3 separate regions of the Homo sapiens genome follow, and regions 2 and 3 are each linked to region 1. A link is a loop called in an ENCODE intact Hi-C map of the cell type or tissue named here. Cell type or tissue: heart left ventricle. All regions are shown on one strand. Links, peaks and the distances in the headings refer to the core of each region. The heading gives the core; the rest is flanking DNA. Region 1 overlaps SLC25A26 (solute carrier family 25 member 26). Region 2 overlaps SLC25A26 (solute carrier family 25 member 26). Region 3 overlaps LRIG1 (leucine rich repeats and immunoglobulin like domains 1).

Region 1 (11,316 bases), core at 3,195-8,194:
AAGGAATCAAGGCCCCCTTGGGGAGGGGCTGATTACAGGACTGGGGCAGGGAGAGTACAAGGTAAGACTAAGATACCTTGCTACACCAGCAAGGAGGTTCTCAAAGACTAATGGGGGCCTGGCACAGTGGCTCATGCCTGTAATCTCAGCACTTTGGGAGGCCAAGGTGGGCGACTCCCTTGAGGTCGGGAGTTCGAGACTAGCCTAGCCAACATGGTGAAACTCCAACTCTACTAAAAATGCAAAATCAGGCCGGGCGCGGTGGCTCACGCCTGTAATCCCAGCACTTTGGGAGGCCGAGGCGGGTGGATCATGAGGTCAGGAGATCGAGACCATCCTGGCTAACAAGGTGAAACCCCGTCTCTACTGAAAATACAAAAAATTAGCCGGGCGCGGTGGCAGGCGCCTGTAGTCCCAGCTACTCGGGAGGCTGAGGCAGGAGAATGGCGTGAACCTGGGAAGCGGAGCTTGCAGTGAGCCGAGATTGCGCCACTGCAGTCCGCAGTCCGGCCTGGGCGACAGAGCGAGACTCCGTCTCAAAAAAAAAAAAAAAAAAAAAAAAAATGCAAAATCAGTTGGGTGTGGTGGTGCGTGCCTGTAATCCCAGTTACTCGGGAGGCTGAGGCAGGAAAATCGCTTGAACCTGGGAGGCGGAGGTTGCAGTGAGCTGAGATCATGCCACTGTACTCCAGCCTGGGCAACAGAATGACACTCCATCTCAAAAAAAAAAAAAAAAAAGGACTAACGGGGAAATGTCACATGAACACAGAAGTAGGCTGAAGAGGCTCCCCACTGGACAAATATGGGACAGTTTAAGTATCAAAAGAATAATACTAATGGTAATAGACTATAATTACCGAACAAAAAAAGAATCCATGACTATGGTGGTGATTGCACACACTTATGAATATAGTAAAATCCCTTGAACTGTCACTTTAAACGAGTAAACTGTCTGGTACATGAATTCTAACTCAATTAGGCTATTTTTTTAAAATCCATGAGTCCATGGGGATTTTTTAAAAAGGATCTGGAGGGCAAGGGAGGAAACTCTTCCCTACAGAAGAATGCCAGCTAACAAATTCATAGAAAAATGACAGTATTAGGAAAATCATTATTTTGCAATCACCAATGTAACAAATGCTTCAGACAAGAAGTATCCACAGATGTTAAAACTATTTATTGGGGAATGGGATAATCACTTGTTCTCAAAATATTACCGCATAGATTGCCTCTTAACATCAAAGGATAATTGAACCTTTAGTGTATAACAAACGAAAACAACTTAATCAAACCATTAAACTCACCAAGTGTAAGACTTTTTGTGCCTCCTGGTATAACTCAATGAGAAACACCCCAAAATACTTAGGTATTCATATAAAAAAACCAATTAACCTGAGTCTAATCATAAGGAACTCAGATAATCCAGATTATGGGACCGTTTACAGGATAAATATCTCGGACTCTACAAAAGTCTATGTCATGGAGGAAATAAAAAAGGTTGGGGACCCTGACAACCAAATGCAATGTATTTGTTCACTTGTATCCTGAGTAGAGAAAGAAGCTGTAAGGCTTTTATCACTGGGACATCAGGGAAATTGACCACATATTAGATAATATTAGTTAGTGAATATTAAATTTCTTGGGTGTGATAATGGCATTGTAGTTATGAGAAGTAGGACTCCATTCTTAGGAGACATGCTGAAATACTAAATGATAAGTGTCAAATTGTCTGCTACTTACTTAAAATATTTCAGGAAAAAAAAGAGGAAGAAAGAGGAGCAGAGCAGATTAAGCAAAATGTTAACTGGTGAATCCTGGGGAAAAAAAATACACGTTTTACCTTTTCTATAAATTGTAATTTTTCAAAAAAGCTGGAAAGGCAGAAAAAAAAGAAAAAGGTGGTGTTACTATGCATTTCAAACTTCCTCACTCATACCTCAAAGAGTAGAAAGGAAATAAATATGCTGTTACTAGACGAGCGTTAAGAGTTCAAAGAATTCAGAGACCAACTCTGCCTTCCACTAACAGTGTTTCGTGCTTTATGTAGATCAAGTTACACCACCAAAGGTCAGCTTTCTCACTGGTATTAAACAGAGAAATGTCTGTTAGCATATAAAATGGTTTACAAGGTAGATGAACATTACAGATTGACTGGGAATCATGACAAGGTATTCAAGAGGTACTTACTTTCCAATTACTCAGTTGGCAATAATGATTGAGAATTACTGTGAAGATTAAATGAAAAAAATATATATGAAAAGTACCTCATCTGGCATATGGCAGATGCTGGATAAATTCAACCTACTTTCTCCTTCAAATACAGAAAAATAATGTGGTAAGAACTTATCACTTACCAAGAGGCAACTATATACCAGACCTTTGGTGTCTTCACTTCATCAAAACTTAATGATTGAGATGTGTTGTTCTCACTACTTTTTCAAACTAATATTAAATGTCTAAAAGGATGAGAAAACCTTGGAAAACCATTGTGTGAACAAAAAGATAAATCAGCAGAGTCTAATTATCACAAGATCTTTGTTAGTCAACATGAAACATAGCATAGCTGACTGTGAACACAGATACTATTGGTATCCTCTACCAGGTAAATGACATGTTTGTCATTTACCCTGTGAAGGATAATAAATTTTGTCCCGAAGTGATTTTTAACTTAGTCATCATTCCATTCTCTGAAACAGAAGTATGGAAAAATTCACTGATAATAGGAAAGACTTACAATACGTGGATCAAGACACAGGCAAGCTGTATCAGAAACTTGGTAATCAGTTTGTAAGACTCCCACAGATCAATTTAACCACTTATTTCCAAAACATAATCAGGATACACACTAAACTAATAAGATCAAAATACTTTTCTAAGAATCATAACATTAACATAATTCCTTCCTACTATAAAAAACAAACCAGTGAAACACATTTGAGGCCAAAGAATCATGAGAATGGTTATCATCGGCTGTCTTTAATGAGATATTTGTAAAATAATAGGCACTAGAGAAAGATAATTACCTGACCCCACCTCCCCAAAAAAATCAGAATCAAATAAAAGCCTTCAAACAAATGGACTAAATTCTTATATTTTTCATATCTGAAAGCATTTTCATTCAATGAGGACACTGTAGCACCAGGTGTAAGTTTAACAGAGGCAGAGCTGTTGGCAAAACCTGGGCTGCCTGACCACAAAGCCCTGGTCTGAACCACTATGCTATGCGGCCTTCAGGAAACAGCAAATCTGACCCAAGAATAGAAGCCCAAACACAGTGAATATTAACACAGGATTAGAACAGGAGAATGAAAGATTCCAAGATTCCCAGGGTAAAAGGGGACTCAGGACAAAAGACAGTATGTTTTCAAAGTTGTCATACCTAAAAATAATGCAAATAATGCCTTTTTCATACAGAAAAGGCAATTAGAAACTCCAAGAAAAAAAGACAAGCTCATGCCCCAAATGTTGGAAATTAAATTTTAGCAACTGATAGAGTGCAAGAAGGTCTATTTGATTCTGATGCTGAAACCATCTCTCAGGGTGTAAGTCCCACACACAAAAAAAAATACAGCCTTAGCACACTACATGGTCTGATCATTCATGAAGTCTTCTCAATAATACAAACACTAGTTCACCGGTACTCCACTTTTAGAATCAATACAGAAGAGCTATGAAAGAAGTGACTGAGGGTAAAAGACAGGATGAAATTGTCAACCCTCTTGACAATGTACAATGAAAGTATAGTTGAGAGAAGTCTTTCCAGAAAGTGAAATTTGCAGGTTAAGGAGGACAAGGTGGCAAAAAGAAAGCAACAGCCTCATCATGTCAAGAGAAAGTTGTAAGATGCAGAAAGTTCGTAGGATAAGAAATAAAGAAACGAATATATAACTTAAAGTTTCTAAAATGAACAGAGGAATGAAATTTATATAACTGGAATGCTAGGATGAGACAGGGTTGGGGAAGAACATAATGTGAGCTTAATCACATCTTCCATCCCAAAGACTCAACAAACTTTATCTACTGACAAATTTTAAAACAGACATTTAAATAATATATTATCTGAAAGCACCGATGAAATAAGAACTAAAAATAAAACAGTTAAAATTTTAAAAAATAAAAAATAAAGGCTACCTCTAGAGAGTGGAACCAGAATGGAGAGGGATGGGCAGGAGACTGTTGTTTTTCATCTTAAGTCCTTCTACATTATTTGGGTTGTTACTAATTGCATATATTATTTTAATACAAGTTAACAATAAAAGAAATTAAATTTTAAATTTAACTTGTCATTATTTTAGAAGATGACTCTAAAAACAAGTACTTCATACAATGTCCAAATGTGGCATTTTAGTTTGTTTTTTAAAAACAAACTCTCATAAAAGTTGCATAAATAGCAGAGTTCACATATATGCTGGCTTCTCTAATGTTAATAAATTAACTACAGTACACTTATCAAAACCAGCTACCAGTTTTGCTGCAATGCTAATAGCTAAATTACAGATTTTGAATGTTACCAGTTTTTCCCAAAATCTTTTCTGTTCCAGGATCAAATCCAGGATCCTACACTGCATTTACTTGTTGTGTCTCCTTAGTCTTCTCTTATTTGTGGCAGTTCTTTCATCTTTCTTTATCATAACTTTGACAATTCTGTACAATGTCTCTCAATCTCGGTTTGTGTGATGTTTTCTCATGATCACACTGAGATTATGCATCTTTGGCAAGAAGACCAAAGAAGTGACATTGTGTCCTTCTTGGTGCATTATATTAGAGATGTATGATGTTAATATAATCTTATTACTGGTGATGCTAATCTTGATCACTTGGATAAAATAGTGACTGCCAGTCTTTCCAACTGTAAAATTACTATTTTCCCCTTTGTAAGTGATAAATAGCTTTGGGGAAATACTTCTAGACTATGATATTCGTTTTTTAAAATAAATGACAAATAAAGATTATATATATTAAAGTGAGCAATGTGATGATTTGATACACAATGTGTAATGATTACCACAATCAAATTAATTAACACATCCATCACTTTTCATGCTGTACCTTAAATACCCAGAACCTGCTGATCCTATAACTGACAATTTGTACCCTTTGAACAACATCTCCCCATTTACCCACCCCCTAACACCCGAGAACCATGGTTCTACTCTCTGCTTCTATGAATTTTACTTTCTTAGTTTACACATATAATACAATATTTGTCTTTCTGTTATGACACTCATTTTTGATACATTATACATATTTACAGTTATCTTTTAGAGATGCATAGTGACGTATTTCTGGATGAAATCAGAATGTCTGGTATTTGCTTCAATATCATACAGACATGTGGGAAGCAGGGTTTGGTATAGATGGAACAATACTGCTCAAGAGCTGGTAATTGATGAGACTACAGGGATTCATTTTAGTAATCTTTTTTGTGTGTCTTTAAATTTTTCCATGGTAAAAGTTTTAAAAAATTAGAACCCAAATAAATACAACTCCATGTACATATGTATCAAAAGATAACACAAATTTATCCATTCAGGTATCTTGATCGGAAAACACTATTATGCTTAAATTTACATTTTCTAATTTGAACCTTTTTTTTTTTTTTTCAAACAGTGCCAGGAAGCAGCTTCCAAGTTCATGCTGAGGTTTTTGCCACCAACATTTAAAATACAGGCATTGTGCGCCCTCTAGTGCGTTCTTCTATAATGTCAGTTTTGCACTGACAAGTTGAATAACAAAAAGCAGAGTATATTCAAAAAGGGAAAAAAAAAAATCCTCACAAAAATTTCTGCTTCTCCACTAGTCAATAAATTATCTGCTAGTTACTTGGCTATGTATACCAAAACCACTTCAAGGCCAAAGATTATCAACCTTTTCCCACCTACTCTACTGTTTCTCAGAACATATGATGCAGCACAGGGAACAAAAAAGGACAGACTACAATCAGTCAAAACATTTTTAAGCACCCCTCACAAAGGCCAGACGAAAAAGGATGCTGAAATCAATATTAATGGCTGTTTTAGAAGCATCTCATTGTGTTCTGCCCATACAAACAGTTCCATTTCTATCCTTTAGAATCCTCTAACACTCAGAAATTGTGCTCCACTCTCACTCAGGTCAAGATTTGGTTCAAGTCTTGTAGATCCCCCATCACATTATTTTCTTAGGATTTACTGAAAAATTCTATCAGTGAATTTATCTGCAAGACACAAACAGGAAGCAAAGTGTAATAAGAATCACAGGATTTGGAATTATACAAACTTGACCTCCAATTCCAGTCCTGCCACCTCCTAGTTGTATTACTTAATTTTTCTAAGCCTCTGCTTATGATCTGTACAAACAGGCTGATGTCTTACAGTTTAAGGATTAGGAAAATATATGTAAAGTTAACAATCATAATTAGTATTCAAATTTTAACTATTTTCATTATGTGATCCCAAAGTAATCTGTAGCCAGGTAGTCGAACCCACAGATAAACATTTTAATTTCCTTTGAATGATTCCAATTGCTATTTTTTAATTACACATCTAAAAAACTACATTTGACCTTCAAATTTAGTTTTCTTACATATATAGTCTCTTAATACTCCATATAAGATGGTGTTTATTCAGACAATAAGACAGTATACAGTAATGAGAACATCAAGGGTAATTCTTGACCCACACGGTATTCACTGGAGATAATTCGCACACACCTAATGAAGGATCTTCTTCATAAGTTTTATTATTTTCATGTGTCACTTCAAAAACTGTTTTGAATATATGAAATAGTTACAGGAGTAACTGTAACTAGAAAAGACAAAATTAAAATAAGAGCTATATGTAGACAGCAGTAAATATGATAAGAAAATTAATCTCAATGGAAGTACAGACAGTTTATCTGGCAGAAAACCATTAGCTTGCCTAGGAATTTAGTGAGAACTCCATAATTCTTGCTAAATGTATCTGGAGATCTTAATACCTAAGTACTTAAAACTGGTCTGCTTTTGAGAAGCAAGTATGATTAAGTCATTGGTTTGTTAAATATTTTCTGAGTGTGCTATGTGCCACACTCTTCTAGGTGTTAGATTAATAGTAGGGAACAAAACGGGAGGCATCTGCCCTCCTGATGCATACATTCTAGTGAAGGGAAGACAGCAGTAATTAATTTTTTTTTTTACTATTATTATACTTTAAGTTTTAGGGTACATGTGCACAATGTGCAGGTTAGTTACATATGTATACATGTGCCATGCTGGTGTGCTGCAACCATTAACTCATCATTTAGCATTAGATGTATCTCCTAATGCTATCCCTCCTCCCGCCCCCCACCCCACAACATCCCCAGAGTGTGATGTTCCCCTTCCTGTGTCCATGTGTTCTCATTGTTCAATTCCCATCTATGAGTGAGAACATGCCGTGTTTGGTTTTTTGTCCTTGCGATAGTTTACTGAGAATGATGATTTCCAATTTCATCCATGTCCCTACAAAGGACATTAACTCATCATTTTTTATGGCTGCGTAGTATTCCATGGTGTATATGTGCCACATTTTCTTAATCCAGTCTATCATTGTTGGACATTTGGCTTGGTTCCAAGTCTTTGCTATTGTGAATAGTGCCGCAATAAACATACGTTTGCATGTGTCTTTATAGCAGCATGATTTATAGTCCTTTGGGTATATACCTAGTAATGGGATGGCTGGGTCAAATGGTATTTCTAGTTCTAGATCCCTGAGGAATCGCCACACTGACTTCCACAATGGTTGAACTAGTTTACAGCCCCACCAACAGTGTAAAAGTGTTCCTATTTCTCCACATCCTCTCCAGCACCTGTTGTTTCCTGACTTTTTAATGATCGCCATTCTAACTGGTGTGAGATGGTATCTCATTGTGGTTTTGATTTGCATTTATCTGATGGCCAGTGATGATGAGCATTTTTTCATGTGTCTTTTGGCTGCATAAATGTCTTCTCTGGAGAAGTGTCTGTTCATATCCTTTGCCTACTTTTTGATGGGGTTGTTTGTTTTTTTCTTGTAAATTTGTTTGAGTTCATTGTAGATTCCGGATATTAGCCCTTTGTCAGATAAGTAGGTTGCAACAATTTTCTCCCATTTTGTAGGTTGCCTGTTCACTCTGATGGTAGTTTCTTTTGCTGTGCAGAAGCTCTTTAGTTTAATTAGATCCCATTTGTCAATTTTGGCTTTTGTTGCCATTGCTTTTGGTGTTTTAGACATGAAGTCCTTGCCCATGCCTATGTCCTGAATGGTATTGCCTAGGTTTTCTTCTAGGGTTTTTATGGTTTTAGGTCTAACGTTTAAGTCTTTAACCCATCTTGAATTAATTTTTGTATAAGGTGTAAGGAAGGGATCCAGTTTCAGCTTTCTACATATGGCTAGCCAGTTTTCCCAGCACCATTTATTAAATAGGGAATCCTTTCCCCATTGCTTGTTTTTCTCAGGTTTGTCAAAGATCAGATAGTTGTAGATATGCGGCCTTATTTCTGAGGGCTCTGTTCTGTTCCACTGATCTATATCTCTGTTTTGGTACCAGTACCATGCTGTTTTGGTTACTGAAGCCTTGTAGTATAGTTTGAAGTCAGGTAGTGTGATGCCTCCAGCTTTGTTCTTTTGGCTTAGGACTGACTTGGCGATGCGGGCTCTTTTTTGGTTCCATATGAACTTTAAAGTAGTTTTTTCCAATTCTGTGAAGAAAGTCATTGGTAGCTTGATGGGGATGGCATTGAATCTAAAAATTACCTTGGGCAGTATGGCCATTTTCACGATATTGATTCTTCCTATCCATGAGCATGGAATGTTCTTCCATTCGTTTGTATCCTCTTTTATTTCATTGAGCAGTGCTTTGTAGTTCTCCTTGAAGAGGTCCTTCACGTCCCTTGTAAGCTAGATTCCTAAGTATTTTATTCTCTTTGAAGCAATTGTGAATGGGAGTTCACTCATGATTTGGCTCTCTGTCTATTATTGGTGTATAAGAATGCTTGTGATTTTTGTACATTGATTTTGTATCCTGAGACTTTGCTGAAGTTGCTTATCAGCTTAAGGAGACTTTGGGCTGAGACAATGGGGTTTTCTAGATATACAATCATGTCGACCAATAACAGGATCTGAAATTGTGGCAATAATAGCTTACCAACCAAAAAGAGTCCAGGACCAGATGGATTCACAGCCGAATTCTACCAGAGGTACAAGGAGGAACTGGTACCATTCCTTCTGAAACTATTCCAATCAATAGAAAAAGGGAATCCTCCCTAACTCATTTTATGAGGCCAGCATCATCCTGATACCAAAGCCAGGCAGAGATACAACCAGAAAAGAGAATTTTAGACCAATATCCTTGATGCACATTGACGCAAAAATCCTCAATAAAATACTGGCAAACCGAATCCAGCAGCACACCAAAAAGCTTATCCACCATGATCAAGTGGGCTTCATCCCTGGGATGCAAGGCTGCTCCAATATACACAAATCAATAAATGTAATCCAGCATATAAACAGAACCAAAGACAAAAACCACATGGTTATCTCAACAGATGCAGAAAAGGCCTTTGACAAGATTCAAAAACCCTTCATGCTAAAAACTCTCAATAAATTAGGTATTGATGGGACTTATCTCAAAATAATAAGAGCTATCTATGACAAACCCACAGCCAATATCATACTGAATGGGCAAAAACTGGAAGCACTCCCTTTGAAAACTGGCACAAGACAGCGATGCCCTCTCTCACCACTCCTATTCAACACAGTGTTGGAAGTTCTGGCCAGGGCAATTAGGCAAGAGAAACAAATAAAGGGTATTCAAATAGGAAGAGAGGAAGTCAAATTGTCCCTGTTTGCAGCAGTAATTAATTTTTGAACAAGAAATGAAGGTAATTTCAAACATCAGTGCATGCAAAGGTAACAGGTGAGTGATCAGGGATGGGGTAGGTCTATTTTAGCTGGAGTGATCACAGGAGGTCCCTCAGAGAAGGGGCATGTAAACTAACACCTAGATAAAGGAAAATCACGCAAACGTGATAATATGCACTTACAAGCCACAGTTCTTCATGAACACTTCCATCAACACAGATTCCTTACACTTGCTTATTTCCTCTAATTAATTTATTTTTAATATCATGTAGACTTCCAGTTTCCCCAAACTCCTGGCACTAACGCCTATCTAAAGGCTTAAAGACTACAGATATAAATATGGATTACTCATTTTAAATACATATTTTCCTCCCCAGAAAAAATTTATCTGTTTATAAAATGTAAAATACACAGCTCACCATAAAGGTTAAGTTCATGGATTCTGGAGTCCTCTGATCTCTCCCTTACTGGTATGAGACCCTGGGCCAACCACAAACTTACCAAGCTTTAGTTTCTGTCAAGTAGGGATCGCATTTTGGGCTGCTGTGAGGATTATGTGAAATAATGTATGTAAACAACTTAGCACAGTGACTGGAACATTTTAAGTACTTGGTAAATGTAAACAGTTTATTTCCATCTAAAATGACACACATTTTTTAGGTGTTTACATATGAATATATCAATATAAGAAGTATTCTCAGATTTTAACTTTAAAATCAAAACTACATATAAAAGTAAATAAATCAGAAGTAAATTCATGTCTTCAATTTCAGTGAGACCACCAAATAATTTTTAAAGATGAGTTTCTACACTAGTGCCCAAAAGAACAAAGGTGGCAGAAAAAGAAAACGAACAGACATTTCCATTTACAGAGGAGAATGACCAAAAAAAAAAATAGTGGTACAGACAATTACTCATGGATCTTAACAACGATGGATGCCCACATGTGGGCTGAAGCTAGAGATGTATGAAATGGTCTTCTTTCTGAAGAGATGAAACTTTAGCTGGAAGGGTTTGAAGGGACAGAATACGGCAGATCCTATGGGGTGACTCAGTAACGGTAGTACCACTGCCCCCAGTCCACCCTTTGCCTGACTTCATCTACTACAGTGAAAAGCTACATACTCAACTTCCCAATCCCCACGCAACTCATAAAGGCCCTGAGATACCATCTGTCCCAGGAAAGTTTTTGTTTTCGAGATAAACAAAAGGACAGATAAAGTTAGTACTGCCTCATGCCCTTCCCCTTCTTCATAGTTCTGGAATAGAACTATGATGCCTGAAAGCAGAACAGCCATTTTGTGACCATGAGTCAATTAGCCAGAGCATTAAAGTTAGCCAGGCAAAATGAAAGAGACTGGATTCTCCTTGCCCTCATCTAACCAGTACACCAGCCTTAGAATGATCATCTTCAGATTTCTTGTTACAAAAGGGAAAAACAGAAAACTTTTTTGGTGAAACCATTGTAGTCAAATTT
Region 2 (8,870 bases), core at 3,771-8,770, 95 kb before region 1:
CTTTTCAAAGCTGGCCCAGGCCCTCCTTTCAGTCTGACATGAGAATGGCGAGAATGGCTCACCCACCGTGCCCTCCTGCACGAAGCCAGCTGGGCCCACCTAGTCACTTGAGTTGCAGCTGCTTTCTCTCACACACCACAGGGGGCGCTGGACACATCTCTGTAAAATAATACAATTGTGCGTTTTTATGGGTGAAATCTGAGGGTAATTAAAACCAGCAGCCTAGTTACCCAGAAAGAGTGCTTGCTATGCACCTGTAGTTCAATCTTTCTTTCTTTTTCAACAAAGCCTACCCTTACACAACAGGAATTAACTAGGGGGAGAAACACCCACATACACAACTCTTCCCCAAGTCTCCTTTTCCCAAACAAACAAACAAGCTATTCTTTTAGAATTATAACCATCTTGCCTTCTGCTGAATCCACCATCAGGTGGCAGGAAATGAAAGATCAGATACAGATCAAATGAAAGCTCTAAAAGGCCTGGCCTCAGCATTACCAAACTTATTTATTAAGAGGTTCTGAGGAAATTGTTCAGAGTACCGCCACAGACCCCGTTTTCTTCTCTTAGCTCTCTGGCATACAGGCCAATGACTTCATACCAGCCAGCCTATACCACGGATGGCACAATCTCCATGCCGGTATCTTAGCACAACTGGTCTTCAGCACTGGGGCCTATAGTTCAGACAGCTGCTCAGCGGAAGAGGGTTTGCACTGCAGGCCCCTCTCTTGACAGAAGTGGAGGTGAGGCTTGTCTCTGCTTCAAGGACTCTTTCTGCCAACTTCCAACAGCAAGCTGTGCGTTCGGTCATAAGCCCCCAGAAAGATGAAACCTCCCAGACTGATGGCTGCCATTCGAGGGAAGACACCTGCAAATAATCTAGGGGAAAAAACAGGATTTTTAATGTTGTGCGTATTTTAAAAAAAGGTTAAATTCCAATACCCACAGCTTGCTCAGCTCAATACACCATGCTCATTAGTGGCTAACTACCAAACAGCTTGTGAACGCTCCCAAATAAGGCAAGTAATAGCTGTGTCCCAACAGTAGTTCTAAAACTTTCATGCCATTTTTCCCTTTGAAACATGAAATTGATTTTTTTTAAAAAGGTGTTAAAGAGCTGAATCCTAGGTAAGGCTGGAAGGCACTTCCAGCCCACACCTCTAAAGTGATCTCCAGGGGTTGCTCAGTGAAGAGATTTTTGGGCAATGCTGCCGCTCCACCCACTGACTCAGTTGCATTTTGTCCTTCGAGACCCCAAAACATGACGTCACGACAACGAGTTGAACCTCCATGGATTCCCTGTGTTCCTTTTCTGTCTAAAGGCATGAAAGGCAAATGGGCTGTGGCTGTGAAGGGGGCAGCATGCCTCCACCTGCACAGTCCCCTTGGTATCACAGAAGGTGCTGCTAACCAGCCAAGGTGCAATGTAGAATAATCAGAGCAATGCAAAGTAAAACTACAATGCCACGAGGATACAAATTGGGGATTCATTCTTTAAAACTGCCCCCCCTCCCCATACCTACTCAGATATTTGTTCAAAAATTTTCATTGTGGCATTGCTGATGGTGATATAAGTTATGGCACAGTATAAACATACAGTGGATGATTATGTAGCTGATAAAGATGAGGAAATCTACAGATGCCAACATAAAAAAATTACAAAACAGGTTTAAAAAACTAAGTCCAAGGACTATGATTCCATATCTAAAAGGCAAGCCAGGGATGTGTCTTAAGCCCTAAACTGAATGCCTGCTGCCTGTGGATTATAGGACACATTCCTGGCCCACGCTTCCATAACCTTTGAACCTTTTCACCAAGAGTACAGGCATGACTCAGAGATATTTCAAGTTTGGTCCCAGGCCAAGTTTGGCCACCATAATAGTGAATATTGCAATAAAGCAAGCCATTCAAATTTCTTCGTTTCCCAGGGCACAGAAAAGTTATGTTTCTACTACAGTCTATTAAGTATGCAGTAGCAATTATGTCTAAAAATTGTACATACCTTAATTTTAAAATGCTTTATTGCTAAAAAATGCTCATGAGCATCTGAGCCTGCAGTAAATTGTAATCTTCTGGCTGATAGAGGGTCTTGCTTTGAATGATGGCTGCTAACTGACCAGGGTAGTGGCTGCTGAAGGTTGGAGTGGCTGTGGAAATTTCTAAAAATAGTAATTGTTGCATTGATGGACTCTTCTTTTCATGAAAGATTTCTCTGTAGCACACAATACATTTTGCCCACAGTAGGACCTCTTTCAAAATTGGAGTCAACCGTCTCAACTCTGCCACTGTTTTCTCAACTAAATTGATGAAATATTCTAAATCGTTTATTGTAATTTCAACAGTGTTCACCGTATCTTCACCAGGAGTAGATTCATCTCAATAGATCACTTTCTTTGCTCACCCATAAGAACCAACTCCTCATCCGTTCAAGTTTGATCATGAGATTGTGGCAATTCTTTACATCTTCAGGCTCCACTTCTGACTACGGTGGTCTTGCCATTTCCAGTACATCTAGTATGTGTTTCCCTCCACTAGTCAGCCATGAGGATTGGAATCAACTTCTTCCAAAGTCCCAGCATGGTCAATATTTTGACCTCCTATGAAGCCACTAATGTTCTTACTGGTATCTAGAATGGTGACTCCTTTCTAGAAGGCTTCCAATTTACTTTGCCCACATCTAGCAAAGGAATCACTGTTGATGCAGCTGTAGCCTTATGAAATTTAATAAAACCTGAAAGTTAAAGTAACTCCTTGATCCACAGGCTAAGGAATGGATGTTGATAGTAGGCATGAGAACAACATTCATCTCCAGCAGAACTCCAGGGTGACCAGGTACACTGTCAATGAGCGGAAATATTTTAAAAGGAATCTTTTCCTCTGAGCACTAGGTCCCAGCAGTGGGCTTAAAATATTCAAGAAAGCATGCTGTAAAGAGATGTGCTGTCGCTCAGGCTTTGTTGTTCCATTTCTACAGCAGAGGCAGAGTCGATTTAGCACCATTCTTAAAGGCTCTAGGATTTTCAGAAGAGTCAATGAGCATTGGCTTCAACTTAAAGATACCAGCTGCATTAGCCCCTAACAAGAGAGTCAGCCAGTCCTTTGAAGCTTTGAGGCCAGGCATTGATGTCTCCTCTCTAGCTAGGAAAGTCCTAGATGGCATCTTCTTCTAATCGAAGGCTGTTTCATCTACCCTGAAAATCTGTTGTTTAGTGTTAGTGCCTTCATCGATGATCTTAGCTAGATCTGGGTAACTTGCTGCAGCTTCTCCATCAGCACTTGCCACTTCACCTTACACTTCTGTGTTACAGAGATGACTTCTTTCCTTAAACTTCATGAATCAACCTCTCCTAACTTCAAACCCTGCAGCTTCCTCACCTCTCTCAGCCTTCAGGGAAGAGAGTTAATGCCTTGCTCTGGATTAGGTTTTGGCTTAAGGGGATGTTGTGGCCGGTCTGATCTTCTATCCAGACCAAACTTTCTTCGTATGTGCAATGAGGCTGTTACACTTATCATTTGTGTATTCACTGGATAGCACTTTTCATTTCCTTCAAGAACTTTTCCTTTGCATTTACAATTTGGTTAACTGTCACAAGAGGCCTAGATTCTGGCCTATCTCAGCTTTCCACATGCCTTCCTCACTAAATTTAATCATCTCCAGCTTTTATTTTTAATTAATTAATTTTTTTTTTTGAGATAGGGTCTTGCTGTTACCCAGGCTGGAGTGCAGTGGCACGATCGTGGCCCACAGCAACCTCTACCTGCTGAGCTCAGGTGACCCTCCCACCTCAGCTTCCCAAGTAGCTGGGACTACAGGCACACACCAACATGGCCAGCTAATTTTTGTATTTTTTGTAGACAGGGTTTGGCATGTTGCCTAGGCTGGTCTTGAACTCTTGGGCTCAAGCCATCTGCCACCTTGGCCCCCCAAAATCCTGGGATTACAGGTGTGAGCCACCATGCCCGGCCCGAGTTTTTTATTTAAAATGAGAAAGGTGTGATTCTTCCTTTCACTTCAACACTTAGAGGCCACTGGAGGATTATTAATTGGCCTAACTGCAATATTGTGTCTCACAGAATAGAGGCCTAAGGGAGAGAGAGAGGGAATGGCTGGTTGGAGACACAGCCCGAACCCACACCACATTTGTCGATTAAGTTTGCCGTCTTCGGTGGACACAGTGGGTGATGCCCCAAAACAATTACAGTAACATCGAAGACGGCTGATCACAGATCACCACAGCAGATATGATAATGAAAATATTTGACAGGTGAGAATTACCAAAATGTGACACAGACACAAAGTCATCATGTGCTATTGGAAAAGGGCTCTGCAAGACTCGCTCAACGCAGGGTTGCCACAAACCTTCAATTTGGAAAAAAAGTGCACTGAGAAGTGCAATTAAACAAAATATGCCTGTATTACTTCTGTAAGCAGAAAGAGTTAATGAAGGCAAAACTAGTGCATATGCCAGTGAAAAGACTTCTGGTCAGGTCTATGGAAGAAAACTGAAAATGGTCAAGTATGCCAACAGTAGCTATGCATCCTTTAAGATACAGGAAAAGCCTCCATGACAAGCAAGCTGGTGGCCTGGAGAGAAACATGGCAGGAAGACGGTCCCTGCAGGCTGCTCCCAGCACCTGACTGCATCCTTTCTCCCAACACCTTTGAGCTGTTGGGGGAGGCTGAGCAGCCTCCCTCTGTTTGCAGCACTTGGCACTTCTAAGGAAAATGAGACACTTAAGAAGAGTTTTGTGGGCCCTTTTTAGTTAGCTAGCTATGGGTTTAAATCATTACAATACTGCACATAAAATTAAGGACCACGATTACTTGTCCAAAAATAACCATGAAAATTGTATTGAAAACCAAACTACACTTGCTTAAAAAAAAAAAAAAAATCAGCATCATGCAAAGGGTGGGTGGTGAGGACAGAAACTTATAAATTACCACTATGTCCTTCCTGCCTGAAAGACAGATGAGCCTCCCTGCTCCTACCTTACGAAGGAAAGAGTGCTAGACAGGCGGCCAGCAGATGCCGAGCTGTGGGAGACCACTCTGGCCACAAAGTTCTCCCACCTTTACTACCTTACTTATTTCTAAACGCCAGTGTCTTGTTCAGCTTCTGCCACTCACAAGCTCAGCTGCTCCTGGCAAGACACAGATGGAAGCAGTTTATGGTTTCAACAGATGACCACTGAATCTATTAACGTAATTACGGCCTTAACGTGGAGTAATTTGTACAGTGAGGGCCCCAGCCAGTCTCGCAGGTGAAGACTTTTGAGTTGAGCAGGAGCGTGTTCTAGTGCCCACAGATTAAATGAGAGCAAACGTAAGCACTTACAATGCCAGACAGAAAGGGATGCTCGCGGCAGTGGCAGCTACTACATAAAGGGCACAGTCAACAAAAACAGAAAGCCAGCTGATGAGTGAAGAAAACCAGAAAGGGGCCATCCGGGGTGGGCAGGCTCCCCATCTGCCTTTGGCTACGGGGCTGAATGAACACGCGGTGTTTGTTTAGTAATATATTTCTGTTTATATGTGTACTCCCATATGCGCCAGAACAAGGTCTTCACCTGCGTGGACCACACGGAAAGATAAAAGTGGTCGCCACTTGACTTGACCCCGAGAGGGCAGCACCATTCCATCCTAAGGTGAGGAGATGGTGTCTGCTGGAAAACCCAAGTAGTACCTAGTAAACTTAGTGCACGCCCCGGGGAGGAGACAGGAGGTGGCAGCAGCGCTGTGTGCTTGGAGCACAGAGGAAGCTGGCAGAGATACCTTCAGGCTGAGGGTGCCTGGGACCTCTGTTCACAACAGCCACCCAGGTTTTTCTGTGACTGTTTTTTAGTCAAATTATTTATTGTCTTTAATCATTAATAAGTGGCTAATCAAAACTCCCTTAAGTGACGACCGCTGCTGTCTGTAATGCTCTTAGGGACTACACTGTACAGACTGACTAGAGCCCATGACTTCTGAGACTTTCCGAAGATAGATAAGCAAAAAAAATTCCACATGACCTTTACAGAGCTGACAATGGGGACAGGGACAGGCCCTTGACCTGAGGAAGACACCCCTCCTCTGCCTGTATTTCTGGCACTGCTTAGTATTATAACGTCAAGTATAAGACATGCCACAACCAGGACAGGGAAGACTATCTTCAATCATCTACTCAACATAACTCCTACCAGCTTTTGGGGCCATGGGGTTGCCAGTCGATCATGCCATCCCCACCTGCCACCACTGTCTCCAGAAAAGGCTGAGGGGCTGCAGCTCTGCACAGCTCCACAAAGCTAAGGTCAATTGAAGTGGTTTGCCCAACAGTTGCCACAGAATCAAACATGAACTACACTGAAATCAGTAGGACAGTGAAATTTGGCAGTTTGGTTTTACAGTCTAAAAAAGCCACTGAATGTGACTTCTCCATGTATGTAGCCCAATTGCTATTTGAAACACAGAAGAACTTTTTTGTTGTTGTTTTTTTGAGACAGGGTCTTGCTCTGTCACCCAGGCTGGAGAGCAGTGGCACAGTTGTAACTCACTATAACCTCGACTTCCCGGGCTCAAGCGATTGCTCAGCCTCCTGAGTAGCTGCGACTACAGGTGCGTGCGACCACACCAGGCTAATTTATTTATTTATTTTTTAGAGACAGAGTCTTGCCATATTGCCCAGGCTGGTCTCAAACTCCTAACTTCGAGCGACCCTCCTGCTTCAGCCTCCCAAAGTGCTGGGATTACAGGTGTGAGCCCCGCACCCGGCCCCTAAGCACCTTTTACCTGCTACTGGCTAAGTAGCTTCAGGACTCATTTTTTCTCACCCCATTCCTTTGTTTGCTGTGGAACTGGCAGCAGAATTAATGTGCCACAGATAGAAGCACCCCTCACGATATGGCAGCCCTAAGTGGCAGGCTCCCAGCACACATGCCCCCCACTAGGCCCTTCCCACGCTCTCACTAGACGTCAACAGCCAATTATTCCTCTGGCTTTGCCCCAGTTCTTGTTTCAAAACCGTGACACCCTTCACACCCCCAACGTCAATCCCTCAGAGTTGTCACATTCAACAAAACCATCCAATATCACCTACTTTTCAAACTTCCAACTGGAAAATTTCAATCTAGGATGTGCTGCTCTCCTATAAAAACCTTAACTGGGTCCTGACTCACCTACTTCATGTCCTCCAGATCATCAAATAGCTGAGATTAAAACTGCCAAAGGTACACAAAAACTACAATCACATAAGTGATCCAACTCGGCATCAGGATGAGGAGGTGGCACTGCCAGCTGAGACGCCCGAAGTCCAGGCAGCTGCCGACCGACCCTCTGCAAAGGGAGGCCACTGCTTTGCTCTTGCAAGAAAATCCCTGGTATATGGTCCCTAAGAGAAAAATCATCATTTCACATGCCTGTAAGATCTCAACATTCAGGCGGCTTCACAAGTTTATGGTGTCAAAGCAATGTTTTAATCTTGCAGAGAGAGCTTTTAGGACATGAAGCTAGAAGTCTGAGGCACTTCTGTAGCACAATGGTTCTCAATTGATGCTAATAGTGGAGTCATCCCACCTGCACTATGGTATGTTCAAAGTAATTTGTTACTAATAATAGTTAAAAGCATCAAAACCACAAATGCTTTCTTCTAACAATGTTCCCTTCACTCCCTTGTATTTCTGCACTGTGTAACCTCTGAGAAGCCCATTTTATCACTGCTGCAGCCCAGACCCTGGTGAGAGCCACACATGTGAATTTCATCTAACATCAAGATGGGCAAGGCTGAGAACTGCCTGGCTGGAATAATCCGTCAATTTGATTTGCTATGTTATCTCATATATACAACATCAACTATAATATTTTGCACAATAAATAGAAACTCAAAGCAGAACATAAGCAGAAGGGAAGGAGAGGTGTTCATCCAAAGTTAGGCTAAAGGAGGAGGAGTGGTGGAGAGGAAGAAAGGAAGGAGGGCATTCCTCGTCTTACCCTGCCAGCCCCTGTGACCGCCAGACCCCATGCAGGACAGAGAGCACATTCCCATCAGCAGTGCTGGAGCCAGCCTGTGTGAACAGACAAAGAGAAACCCGTTATCTTCTGAAGCTCCCAATCACACACTTGCCTCTCAGATATCCTCAGACACACAGCTCCCCGTCACCCTCATCTAGAACACAGTGTCAGATACCAGGGAGTTTCTTGGCAATCAGGACCTGGCTCGCTCGCCCAGAAGTGCTTACACTCCGATATGCAGGCAAGCAGGGATGTGGCCCATGCCACACAGGTGGCTGCTTATCAGAGCTCACGAGATGACTGATGAACTATTTAACAGCAGAAAGACAGAAGCACTATGAAGCAATGTGAGGAGGGCGGGGAATCATTAGTGTAAATGGTACAACTATGAAACCTGCATAAGCAGCTAATAAGCATATTTAATAGAGTGCCGTTTAAATGTTCCATTTAAAACGTGATTAACATTCTTAGGTTGGATCCTGCCACCTCCATACTAAAATTTGGCCCATTATTTGTTCTACTTTTCCACAAAGATAGGACTTTTTTGTTTTGGTTCAGTTCAGGTATGTTATACGTATGGCATTCTTTCAACTCTCTATCTAGCAGGGTTTTTTAAAACAATTTTTCTCTTAAACAAAATGGTTTCAACATTTCTGACAACTGTCTTAACCCATCCAGTTAAGGCCAACCATGACCCTAGGTTCAAAGCCTGTCACTTACCTGCCACATAGCAGGAGGCTCGTCAACCTCTCTGACCCTTAGGTTTGTCACCAGTAAAAACAGAGTTTATTTGAAGATGGTACTGCCAGGCAGTGGCTCTACCAGCCCTATGTGAAAATGACTGTGAAATGGTACAATATTATGTAGACACTGGGGACATTGT
Region 3 (11,316 bases), core at 3,508-8,507, 200 kb before region 1:
TATATTGGGAAATGGCATTCTTTTTAAATGTAGAAGAAACACAAAAGCGTAAAGTTACAGTGTAGTTGGAAAATTCTAGTCAGAGTTTAAAATACTAGCATTGAGGTGAAATTGGCAGAGTGATTGGACGTGAGTCTGTGATACCTAAAATAGACATGTCCATACATGGAAAACAATACGATAGCCACACTTACTTATTGTGACCCTTTTCGTTTGTTTTGAGACATTTTTAAAAAGTCATAAACATCAGCTATTCAGAATCATTAGTTGAGTCGATTGTGACTTGAGAATCAGAATTTAAGCGTTTGTCTTGAGCTCTTTAAGTTCAGGTGCCTTGCTAACCAGTGAAAAGCCCAGAGCAGTGCAGTATTTCAGGGTCTTCAGGGGAAGATAATGTTGTGTCCTTGTCTTCTCAGAGTCCTGCATTCCAGGCATCTGGTTATGAGGGGCCATGGTTGTGGGGATGCAGCAGCTGTGCGGTTCATGACGCACGGTGGTTAAGAGGCAGCTCTGGGGCCTGGCTGCCTGGGTGACCTTGGCAATTTACTCCACTTCAGTTTCCTTTTCTGTAAAATGGGGATAATTGTAGTGCCGACTTCCTTAAGCTTGTTATAAGGAAAAAAATGAAATATTTAACACAGGGCCTAACACACAAGCAGAAGCTTGAGGAAGGGTAGCTATAATGTTATTATTATAACTGTCGCAATAATAGTGTACCTTTCTGCAGCAGGATATATCTGTGTTAACTGATCATCACCATCTTAACTCTATGAAAAATATTGTCTCTGTTGTATACATGAGGCCCAGAGTAGTTGAATGACTTGTTTAGAGTCTAGCACTTGCCAGTTAGAATTCAGACCTGCGTGTACATGTTTAGAAGAAAATACGGTAAGACTAGCACTGCCTTCTTTCTGGCCTCCCTTTGACGTCTCTGAATTCCTGGAGGCCGATTGGTCTTTGGTGGCTTGAAGCACCTAGTGTAGTTCTGGCTGTACAGCTGGTGCTCTATACATGGTGTCTTGAATGTGATCTTGAAGAGCGTGTTTCTTTGTTGGTAGGCGTGTGTGTCAGATCCATTTTTGGTTTGCCTGTTTGGTAAAGGGGGTGGTAACATGCACATATGTTTTGCCATCTGTTGTTTATTGTTTCTGTTAGGTTGTGGTTTGTGTTCCTGTTCCATGTTCCTTTGGTTTCTGGAGCAACTGCGAATATTATATGCTTGGGGATCAAAAAAAGTAAACTATTTATAAACAGTAAAGTATCCTTGGGTTTGGAAAGTGTTTTTCTCAAATGCGTGTATATTTGTTGGCTTTATGATCATCTCACTGATGAATCGTTAGATAATTTGCAGACTGAGACACATCTAAAAGATGGGCGAGTCATGGTCCAGCCTTGTGTAACCAGCTCACAGACAGCCTTGGTGATAAGGCCCTGGTGTTAACGCTGACCCGAGTGGTGTATTTTTAACTCAAGAACATATAAACAGTTTAGCCTGCTGATGGAGTTTATGCACCGCCTGAAATCTTTGGCATGCCTTGGATTTGTGGCTCTGTAAGATGTACGTAGTCCTGGGAGAGTGCTGTGGCCGCCAGTGACCCACTGCCCCCACCCTTCATTCAAAAGAAAAGGAATGTAGCAGCAAGATGGAAGGAGAAAGGTGGAATTTATCAATAATTTTGTATGATAATTTTTCCTTTTTTTTTTTTTTTTGAGAGGGTCTTAATCTGTCACCCAGGTTGGAGTACAGTGGTGTGATCTTGACTCACTGCAACCTTTGCCTCACAGGTTCAAGCAATTTTCCCACCTCAGCCTCCTGAGCAGCTGAGGCTACAGGTGTGCACCACCATGCCTGGCTAATTTTTGTATTTTTTGGGGGTAGAGACAGGGTTTCATCATGTTGCCTAGGCTGGTCTCGAACACCTGGGCTCAAGCAATCGCTGGCCTCGGCCTCCCAAAATGCTGGGATTACAGGTGTGAGCCACCATGCCTAGCCTGTAGTATAAATTTTATCTTAAATTTTTTTTGTCATTACTATTTCACTTTGTTATGCAGACTTTAGAGGGAGGAGAGAGCTTTTTACTCACATCTGTTTGCAACCCCTTGCCCCCAGCTGTAGGGGTCTTTGCAGAGTTGCAAATTGGAGCACATGAATCCCATTGTTTAAAGCTGTTACTGTCCACCTGCCCCTCATCGCGCTTCTTACCTGGCCCCACCTGTCCCAGCCACCACGTGGGGCTTTTTAAAAAGACTTTTTAAATACCACCATGTCCCATGTCCCTCACCCACCATTTCCTCTGTCTGGAGAATGGGTCTTCCCTCTTCGCCTTGCAGATTTCTGTTCATCTGTCTTAAACGTTTCTCCCCATAGAAACCATGGCTGACGTTCCCTTTAAGTTAGATTCCCATCGTGAGGATTCTGCAGTGCTATGTATAGAAGTTTTGTGTGAATGTTTGATTCGTTTCTGACTACCCCATTAGTCTGTAAGCTCCCTGAATGCAGTGACTGGCTTTGTTTCCAATCCACCATTGTATTCCCAGAATCTAGTGTGAAGCCTGTGACACATTAAATGCTCGTGACAGATACCAGTGTAGATAGAGATAGTGGCATTCATTCTGTAGAGTCCTGTATGTCCTGTGGAAATACCTCTGCCAGATAGAATAATTCAGACCTCCCAGGCTTCATCTGTGTATTTCCTGAATATACCTTGCTTGTTTAGTAGCTTCCTATACCCCTCACCACCCTCCACCAAAGTCTCTTAAGTGTTGAGAAACTTAGAAGAATGGAAAGAAAGAAGAAACAAATAGAACCGAAGTTGAAAAGATGACAGGCTGTTTACCTGCCACATTTAGAATTGGCGGTCTTTTTGGTCTCTCTGAATTTTGGAAAAGTCCCATATGCAAGAATTGTCACTGAAGTGGCTTTGTAGTTAAAGCAGTGCATGTGAACTGTCCCCACATGAGGTCCTCGGGCGCCTCGTCCCTGCTGGATTGCTGGTGGCTGTCCTTGGCAGGTGGGCCAGGCTCAGGCGCTCTCCTCTGTGTTGCGTTTGGCGAGGGAGCCCGCGGTGCCCTTCCCAGCTGTTGACATGGTCTCTCATCTGCTCTTTTGCTGGAGCCGCGTTTTGGAGCCTGCTTTTCCAGAGTTGACACTGCAGGGGAGGGTGGCTTCTTCCATAGACCGAGGCTGTCTAGACACCCTTCCCCTTGTGGTTATTCTGCTCAGTTTATGCTGAGCCCTCGCCAGGCAGCTGGTTTCGGTTGCTTGAGCTCTTACTTTGCTCAGGCCTCTGCTTTGACAAAAAGGATGACCAGGCCAAGGTAGCTTTTCTCCCTCTTTGCTGCTGGCAGAGAGAAAGACTGCTTTCCTTGACCAGAGGGAGCTGTGAGAACACTAAGGACAGGTTACCCTGCCCTCTGTGGACCCAGCCCAAGTAACTATGTAAATTGATAGAAGCTTCTATGGCAGGAGACTTCAGGCAGATACATTTCTAAATCTGGGCCTTTTTAGCTTGGACTTCAGATGTGAGACATTGGCCCCCACCCCCATCCTCAGACACGCAGGATCTCCATCCATGGCAGAGAGAGCACTGCGAACCCAGCTGGCAGAGCTCCTCTCTGGGCAGTCTCCCAGGCATGCTAGCAAGGGGCAATGGGAAGCTGTGTTCTCCCTGATGAGCTCAGCCTCACATGTTTCTTTTAATGGCTATCGAGATCTTGGACTGTGATGCTGTAGGGAAGCCTTTTGTCCCCAGTGAGCTGGAATAGTCTAGGCAGATTACTGTCTTGGTGGCCTTACGGGGGGTGCTGGAGGGGGTGCTATTGATCTGTTAGCCTAGTTACTATGTCTTTATTACTTTTGATTTTCTGGTGACAAATGTTAGGCATTTATTGAATAAAGAAGAAAGTACAAAAGAAAAAACAACTGATTTCATTGTTCGGTGATAAATATTATCACTGGATAGTGTATAAATTTCCAGTAATGTGTGAGGCTGAATACCTATTTCAGTTATGTTTTAAAGACTCAATATCTTGAATATTTTCCCTGACTTTAAGCAGTTTTTAAAATGTGCTTTAATATTTATTGTATAATAAATTATTACACAACTTACATAAAACTTGTAAAGTTTCTCTGATATTGGGCATTTAGGCTTTTTCCTAAGCTTTGATAGACATCCTTATGCATAAATGTTTAGCCATTTATTTCCTTAGGATGAGTTACCCAATTCAGATAGCGCTGGATATGCAGATTCTTAATATTTTCGGTACCACTGCCTCTGAGAAAGAGGCTGCCAACTTACATGTGAACTTGTGCTTGTCCCACACCCTCACAAACATTAAATGCTGTTTATTTCTGTAATCATGTACCAGTTTAATGGATGGAAATTGCCTCAGATTATTTTAATCTGCATTTCTTTGGATGTTGAGGCTGAAGACTTTACACAGGATACTCCCAGATATTTCCTTTTTCAGTTTCCTTCCTTTGTTGATGCTCAGCCCAGTACATCATCTGCTGTCCTCCACTGTGGTCTTTGGGCTTGAGCACAGTACATCTCTTTGGTACTAGGGAAGCTGTGTTTCTGAGAGAGCACAGGTGTAATTGCATAGAAAACTGTGCTCTCAACAGGCATGTCACATGTTTTGACTCTGAACCAGGACATCTTTGGGTTCTTCTTAAACAGATGTGGACGCGTGTTGCGGAGGGGACTGTTGCAGTGGCTCTGTTGATCCTGTACTGCTGCAGCCTTCTGCAGAGCCAGCCTGCCTGTGCCCAGGCTGCCCGGTCTGTGGCCAGGGTGCCTGGTACCTACAGCTGGTAGGAATCAGCGCAGATTAGCGTGGCTGAGAACCTTTCAGGAACAGCTTCCAGCAAATGGAAATTATTTTAAAACAAATTTATGTGGTTTTTCTGTCAAACCTACTTGGAGCATAAACAAGGTTGAATTGTAAGCTGCTTCCCTTCTGCAAGCGAGCCCATGTTTAGAATGTGGCTTTCAGCAAAGTAAACATGGTCTCGAAAGTGAGTTGTCATTGTATGCATGTGCTTTGAAAAGTAAAAGTAGTGCACTGAACGAGCATTCTCATAGATAATTGTGATAGAGTTTTAGACATCCCTTCTCGTTTATTTGTCTTCCTGCCACAAAGATCACTACTTCCTGTAAAGGTTTTAAAGGTAAGGAGTAATTTGGTATTGAAAGGATTAAGGGAAAGAAATGCCAGGTCAGTTTCTGTGGTGAGAAGCATTTTAATTTTGCTCCTTTGCCATGGGGAATATAAAAAACATCTTTTGAAATACTTAATTCTGTGTGCATGCGTGTGTGTATACACGTGTGTGTGTGTGTGTGTGTACATAAACCCTCCGGTCTGTGCATCTTTGAATTCTCTGCCAATTTCGAGGTGGTTCCCCCCACCCTAGGGACAATGTCGGCTTTATTAAATTGGGCACAGCCTCCCTAGAAGGTGAAACAATGCTTTTAATGTTCTGATTATATATTAATGAACAACCAGGCCAAGGGGCACTTGCCAAAAAAGCTACAAAGTGAGAAAGCCACCAATATCAGAGTGAACTTTGCACTCTGAAAGTGTGAATGATGTTGGGTGAAAGAGTTTATGGCGCAAGGGGAGCAACTGGAATCTCTTTGATGTTGTGTAGCATCCTGGCCCCATTAGACTTTGGGCCTTCCCGTTTAACTGCATCTTTGCTGGCGAGGGCAGTGCTGAGGTGTGGTCTGAAATATAGAGGGACCTCAGCCACAGAGGACTGGCATACCTGTGCTGGGCAGGGGGACCGTTGGCCATTTCTATCTGTTTTCAATCAACTTCAACAAATTTTAATCTAACACTGAAACATATAGTTTCACACCCCCACCCTCCCAGCTTTTACTCTGGAGGGACTTTCCAGAAATAGCATGCTATTATTCTCAAATCCGCCTGCCCCAACCACAGAAAAGGGTTAGATCTTAATCTTAATCTAACTGATTTATTTTCTCCCCATTGTGGTGACATTTCCTCCTGCCTTCTGGCTTGGTCTTAATTTTTGAATGGCCACTGGGAGCCCTGCTTTCCACAGCCTTGCTAAATAATTTCTCAAAGGAAGAAAAGAAATGCTCTTTCAAAATGCCAAGAATGTGTTTTCTGTGGGAGGGTAAACTCTAGCTGAGGTTTTCTGCATCTGATGGACTCATGGACAGAGCTTGGGAGCGAGTATAGGACAATCTGGGAAGCACACAGAAGCTGATGTTCTTTCTGGGTGTTCTTTTGGGTGTTCATTTATCTCCTGGCACGTAGAGGGGCAGTTCTTTCTGCATTTCTGTGGTATGGAAGTAGCTAGGTGGCATTTTCAGTCTGGAATTCTGAGAGCCTGCTAAGGTGGGCAACAGGACTTTTTTTTTTTTTAAATAGCTTTTTTGAGATGTGATTCAAATACCACAAAACTCATCCTTTTCAATGATAGGATTCTGGGTTTTTAGTATATTCGTAGATTTGCGTAACTACTAATCTAGAACATTTTCATCACCCCAAAATAAAACCCTGTACCCATTAGCACTCCCTGCCTATCCTTCCTTCCTCCCATCCCCCGGCAACATCTACTTTCTGTCTCTATAGATTTGTCTGTTCTGGACAATTCATATAAATAGAATCATGCAATATATGGCCCTTTCTTTTACTTAGTTACTTAGCACAGTGTTGTCATGATTCGTCCATATTATGGCAGGTATCAGTACTTCATTAATTTTTATGGCTGAAGAATGCTTCCATCATGAGGAGAGACTGTATTTTCTTTATCCACTCATCAGTTGGTGGACACTTTGTTTATTTCCACTTTTTGGCTGTAATGAACAATGCTGCTGTGAACATTTGTGCGTAAGTTTTTGTGGTGAATGTATATTTTCACTTGAGTATATACCTCGGGCATATACCGAGGAGTGGAATTACTGGGTCATATGGCAATTCTATGTTTGACTTTTTGAGGAACTGCTAGACTGTTTCCTGGAGAAGCTGTGTGCACCACGTGGCACATCCACCAGCAGGGTATGAAGGTTCCCATTTCTGCACTACCTCACCAGCACTTGCTATTATCTGTCTTTTTAAATTTTAGCCATCCTAGTGGGTGTGTTGTGGTATCTTGTGTTGTGGTTTTGATTTGCATTTCCATAATGACTAATGACACTGAGCATCTTTTCATATGCTTATTGACCATGTGTATATCTTCTTTGGAGAAATGTCTATTCAGTTTCTTTGCCCGTATTTTAACTGAGTCCTTTGTCTTTTTATTGCTCAGTGGTAAGCAGAGCATGTTTAGAAAGTACAATTTCAAGCAGCTTGGGGTATTCCCCTGGTTGGTAGTGTGCTTTTCTCTATCTTCCTCAGGCGAGAAGAGTTTTTATTTTTAAGACTTTGAAGATCTACAGGTAGAAGTGTAATGCCTCATAACTTGCCCGTCTGTTTGGAATCTCAAGGGAAAAAGAAAATGTGGCAGGAAAGAGCAGTGGTTTTCCTTGCAGTGAATCCAGACTACAGACGCTCTAGGGGAGCTTATTACATAGTGTCCCTAGGAGAATGGGAGAATTTGCTCTCCTGTAACCTAAGGAAATTGGCTGTGCATATGCATTTATGGAAGAGCCTGACCGTTTTCTCTGCATTTCCTCTGTTCCGAGGCAGGTCTGCCTTTGCCGACGGAGCTTTGCAGCTATAAATTAGACAGAAGTGCAGTATTGAGGCTGTCCAAGTGCAGGCAGGGTAATTGCTCTGGACAGGTTTACAATAGGGAGGTGTGAAGTGCTTGGTGGAGACCAGAAGCTGGGGGAAGGGAGGACGTATTGAACTTGGGCGGCTGCAGGGTGATGGGCTGACAGAGCTAATTGAAAACTATGGCCCCGGTGGCTTTTAATGGGAAAGGGAGCCGAGGCCTGCAGTGGTTTCCTTTAGAGCAAGAAACCAGAAGGAAAATGGCTCATTGAGCTACTCAGGGAGTTAGTACTAAATCTCTGCAGGCCTCTGGGGGTAGAGGGTCAGGTTTTCTGAGTTTTGTTTTTAATTTCTTACTCCTTAGTCCCATTCTAGATGAACTGACAGGAGGGTGGTGGTGAGCTTGAGAAAAGGCCTGCGGGGACATACTGGAAAAAAAAGCTGACCCGTACAGTGGAGACCCTTGGAGATCCATGAGTTAGGGAGATGGTCAGCGGGCTGAACTGCCTATAGACAAGTGAGATAATAATGACATGGTAGCCTCTGTTAGTCCTCTAGTCAGAGTTTATGGTGCCAGGGCCTGGGAATCTGCATTGTAAACAGCTGTTGGAGGAAATTGCTTTGGAGTCTTAAATGTGAGGGCAGACTCCCTGAAGGCACAGCCTACCTTATTGACCTGTGTGGTCCTCCTGGCACGCAGCAGGTGCTTAATAAACACCTGTGTGCTTATTTCCAAACCAACTGTGAGTTACCGTTGGGTTTTCTTTCTTGATAGTATCCAGGACACTGCTTTCTCATGTCCCTGAAACTCCTGCCTGCGCACACCTGTCGAGATAACCATGGGTTGGCTGTCCTACACATCTGCCCTTAAGTTAACTGTTATTTTCTGCCCCATTGGGGTTAACTGGTTACCTTTTCAGGACCACCTACATGCACTGAAATTAGTTGTGTATTAAAAGCAAAAACGTAGAACCAAAAACTGGATTTATCTCCATTTATTTCCAATTCCATGGTAGCAACGTGCAGAAAGTCCTTTTCAAAGGCGGCAAATAAACGGTGTGGAGATGGTGGAGGTGATAGGATTTTCCTTGAGATGTGCTGTGGTTAATGTGTAACCTCTTTCATAAGACTTATGTAGATGTTGATGCGGCCTTGAAGCCATTGCAGGCCCACAAACTCAGGCTGTGTGTCGTGTGTTTGTAGCAAGTCCATGGCTTTGCAGCTAACTCATACCCCCAAGGTTTAATTTTTTTTGGTCGAAACAACAACCAACATCTGTTTGGTAATCCTCCTATCCTACAGCAGGCCACTCCTATCCTGTAGTGCATCACTCAAATAGTTGCTGGAGAAGGCTTTATTAGATCACCTCCCCTCCTCTCCCCTCTTCCTCCCCCATAGGTGTGTCTCCAGCACACCTATGCGTGATTTTACATTTCTGGCTCTGATGATAACATCTTTAAAAATGAGAGAATGAACTTAAGTGAGATAAAGGAAGAAAGGTGGAAAGGATAAGGTTTGAGGCGAGAGGGGATTGGGCCCTCCTTTTTGAGGATGACTGAAGTATAAAAACTTATCTTCTCCTTGTAATAAGACATCTTGGTCTGAAGTCCAGACAGTTTGCCTCTTGGATGAGGTTATTCCAGCCCTACCTACTGCTCCATTGTGCCTTGGCATCTTTGGGGATTGTCCATTTGGAGGGGCCAGATTAGAAAAGGAAGAGCATGATTACAGCAATGTTTTACCAGCAAACTAGGATCATCTTGTCCTGTATTTTTGCCTTGCCAGAATTACCTGTTTTGTCTGAGAAGCAACATTAAGCACAGGAGTTTGGATACCGTGGAATCCAGAGGGCAAATGACCCGGGTCGTGGTGTGTCTGGCTCAAGAAATAACATTTTGAAGTGCCACCTGGCCCTAATGGCAACAGCAGCCATCAGTTAAAAAAACCAGCTGTTAAGTAAGAGCAAGAACAGGAGTGTTTGTGCAAACAACCTTTAAATTTTCTGATCCTTGATGAATGTTAGTTGGTTTGTGAATTATTAACTTCAGCGTGTGTGAGGAAATACTGGCTGCTTAAGTATATTTTTATGTAAGAAAAAAATAAAACTGACCACACCCTCAGCTGCTACCATTTTGGGCTCAGTTCTTGCCTGCTCTCACTCAACAGACGTATTTAAAGCAGAGATAGGAATGCCTGCTCCTCACAGACCACATGTGTGTCGTGCGTCACAGTGCATCAGTTGCCATCACAATTTCACTTTGAAGGGAACGGAAGTGTTTTGCAGCCTGCTGGGATGTATAAGTAGGATGATCCCTACCGGGCTGCACAGAGGATCCAGAGTCCTCATGAGGATTTTGGTATAGATACCAGTGTAGTTGGGAAGAATCCTGCGTATGGAATCAGAAAACTAGGTTTAGTGAATTATAGAAAGCTGGCTTGAGAAATCCATTTAATGTCACTCAGCCAGCAACTTTTAAAGAGTGTTTTGAGGCAGGTTCTTTAATGTGACCCTGGAGAGACAGCCATCTTTTTCTAGTGCTTTGATTTACACAGCAGTGTGTCTCGCAGGAAGAGGCCAGCAGATTTGACTGAGGAACTGCAGTGTGGCATCTTGGAAAAAGGGGATTTGAGGACTTTGAGAGATAGGAAGAGACTTGGAGAAATCCATTTGTGAACCTGGTTTCCACAGCTGTTTTTCAGAGGTCTCTTGGACCTCTTAAAGTTGATACTAATGGACTACTTATTTCTTTTGACTTTTACCTGGGAAAGAGAATTGTGATTAGGCCCTTATCTGGGGGAGAGGAGAGGCTAAGGGAGGAAGGGGTGAAGGATTAAGGAGTTGGAGAGAATTGGAACTGGCCAGACAGGGCTATTTGAGCTTCACATACCTTTGGGTATTGGTTGCTGAATTAATCCTGCAGTGTAAGTCACACTTAGACATGCCTAGGTGTGACTCTTGGGGTTCATTTACTTTACTACAGGGTTTAATCTCTGCGCATTTCGAGTGAGGAAAACATGCTTGCCATGGGAAGGAAGAAAGCAGGTGCTCTGTCTCCCTTCCCCACCTCTTCATTGTCCTCAGTTGCAATGCCATTTGATATAGGTAGTTCTGAAATACATTGTACGCTTTATTCCCAGGCTGCAGGGATTATTGCTGACATAGACCATGGGTCCTGCAGCCAGCCCCCTGTGTATGGAAATGGAAGAAAAGAAATCAAGCTGTAAAGAATCTCTGTTTTGGGGCTTTGTAGTGGCGAATTACGTGAATAACTGAATTGAAAAGGTGCCTGGTTTATACCATCGTGAATACCCAGGCCTTAGATAAATATTGACACTAGTAGTGTGACGGGCAGGCCTACCATTTGTCTCATGCCCCTAGGAATAAACGATCTTTTCTCAGGTGCTTGTGACCTTATAAACCATCCTGACGAGTTTGTGCAGGTGCTTTCTGCACTAGTTCTTTGAGAGTGGATGGTTTTCTCCCTGTGCTTATGTGAGCTTAAACCTAACCAAATCTAAAGCCACTTTGGCTTATTGATCCTGGTTCACTTTGCCACAAGTAAACGCAGTTGTCAGCACAGTTTCGCAGAGTCATGTTTGTGTAGCCATGCGGACTAGACCTGGGATTGG

What was found. Peaks named below come from ENCODE experiments on the same cell type or tissue, not always from the same donor. Only the 100,000 strongest peaks of a DNase experiment are listed, where the experiment ranks them.
Region 2: it touches region 1 in a loop (12-fold over the local background); 71 of 110 quality-filtered maps call a loop at or near these places.
Region 3: a loop joins it to region 1, with 2.8 times the contacts of the local background. A loop is called at or near these places in 6 of 110 quality-filtered maps.

The regions. Positions count from the first base shown.
Region 1 is chr3:66,271,245-66,282,560 of GRCh38, reverse strand. The region is part of intron 5 of SLC25A26 (solute carrier family 25 member 26); the gene reads right to left. Among named protein-coding and RNA genes, the nearest start is that of SLC25A26, 56 kb to the right of the region's middle. In heart left ventricle, for the core only: a CTCF peak has its summit at 5,692 (motif pointing left); no DNase peak of the experiment used is centred there.
Region 2 is chr3:66,369,699-66,378,568 of GRCh38, reverse strand. It overlaps SLC25A26 (solute carrier family 25 member 26), which reads right to left. Exons shown (of 10, transcript NM_001379210.1): 9 at 7,967-8,040; 10 at 1-879. The coding sequence ends at 762. Among named protein-coding and RNA genes, the nearest start is that of LRIG1, 130 kb to the left of the region's middle. In heart left ventricle, for the core only: CTCF peaks have their summits at 5,506 and 5,709 (motif pointing right); DNase peaks (open chromatin) are centred at 5,718 and 8,208; H3K27ac peaks cover 2,787 bases.
Region 3 is chr3:66,475,550-66,486,865 of GRCh38, reverse strand. All of the region lies in intron 1 of LRIG1 (leucine rich repeats and immunoglobulin like domains 1), which reads left to right. Among named protein-coding and RNA genes, the nearest start is that of LRIG1, 20 kb to the left of the region's middle. In heart left ventricle, for the core only: a CTCF peak has its summit at 6,057; DNase peaks (open chromatin) are centred at 3,595 and 4,746; H3K4me3 peaks cover 50 bases; H3K27ac peaks cover 3,478 bases.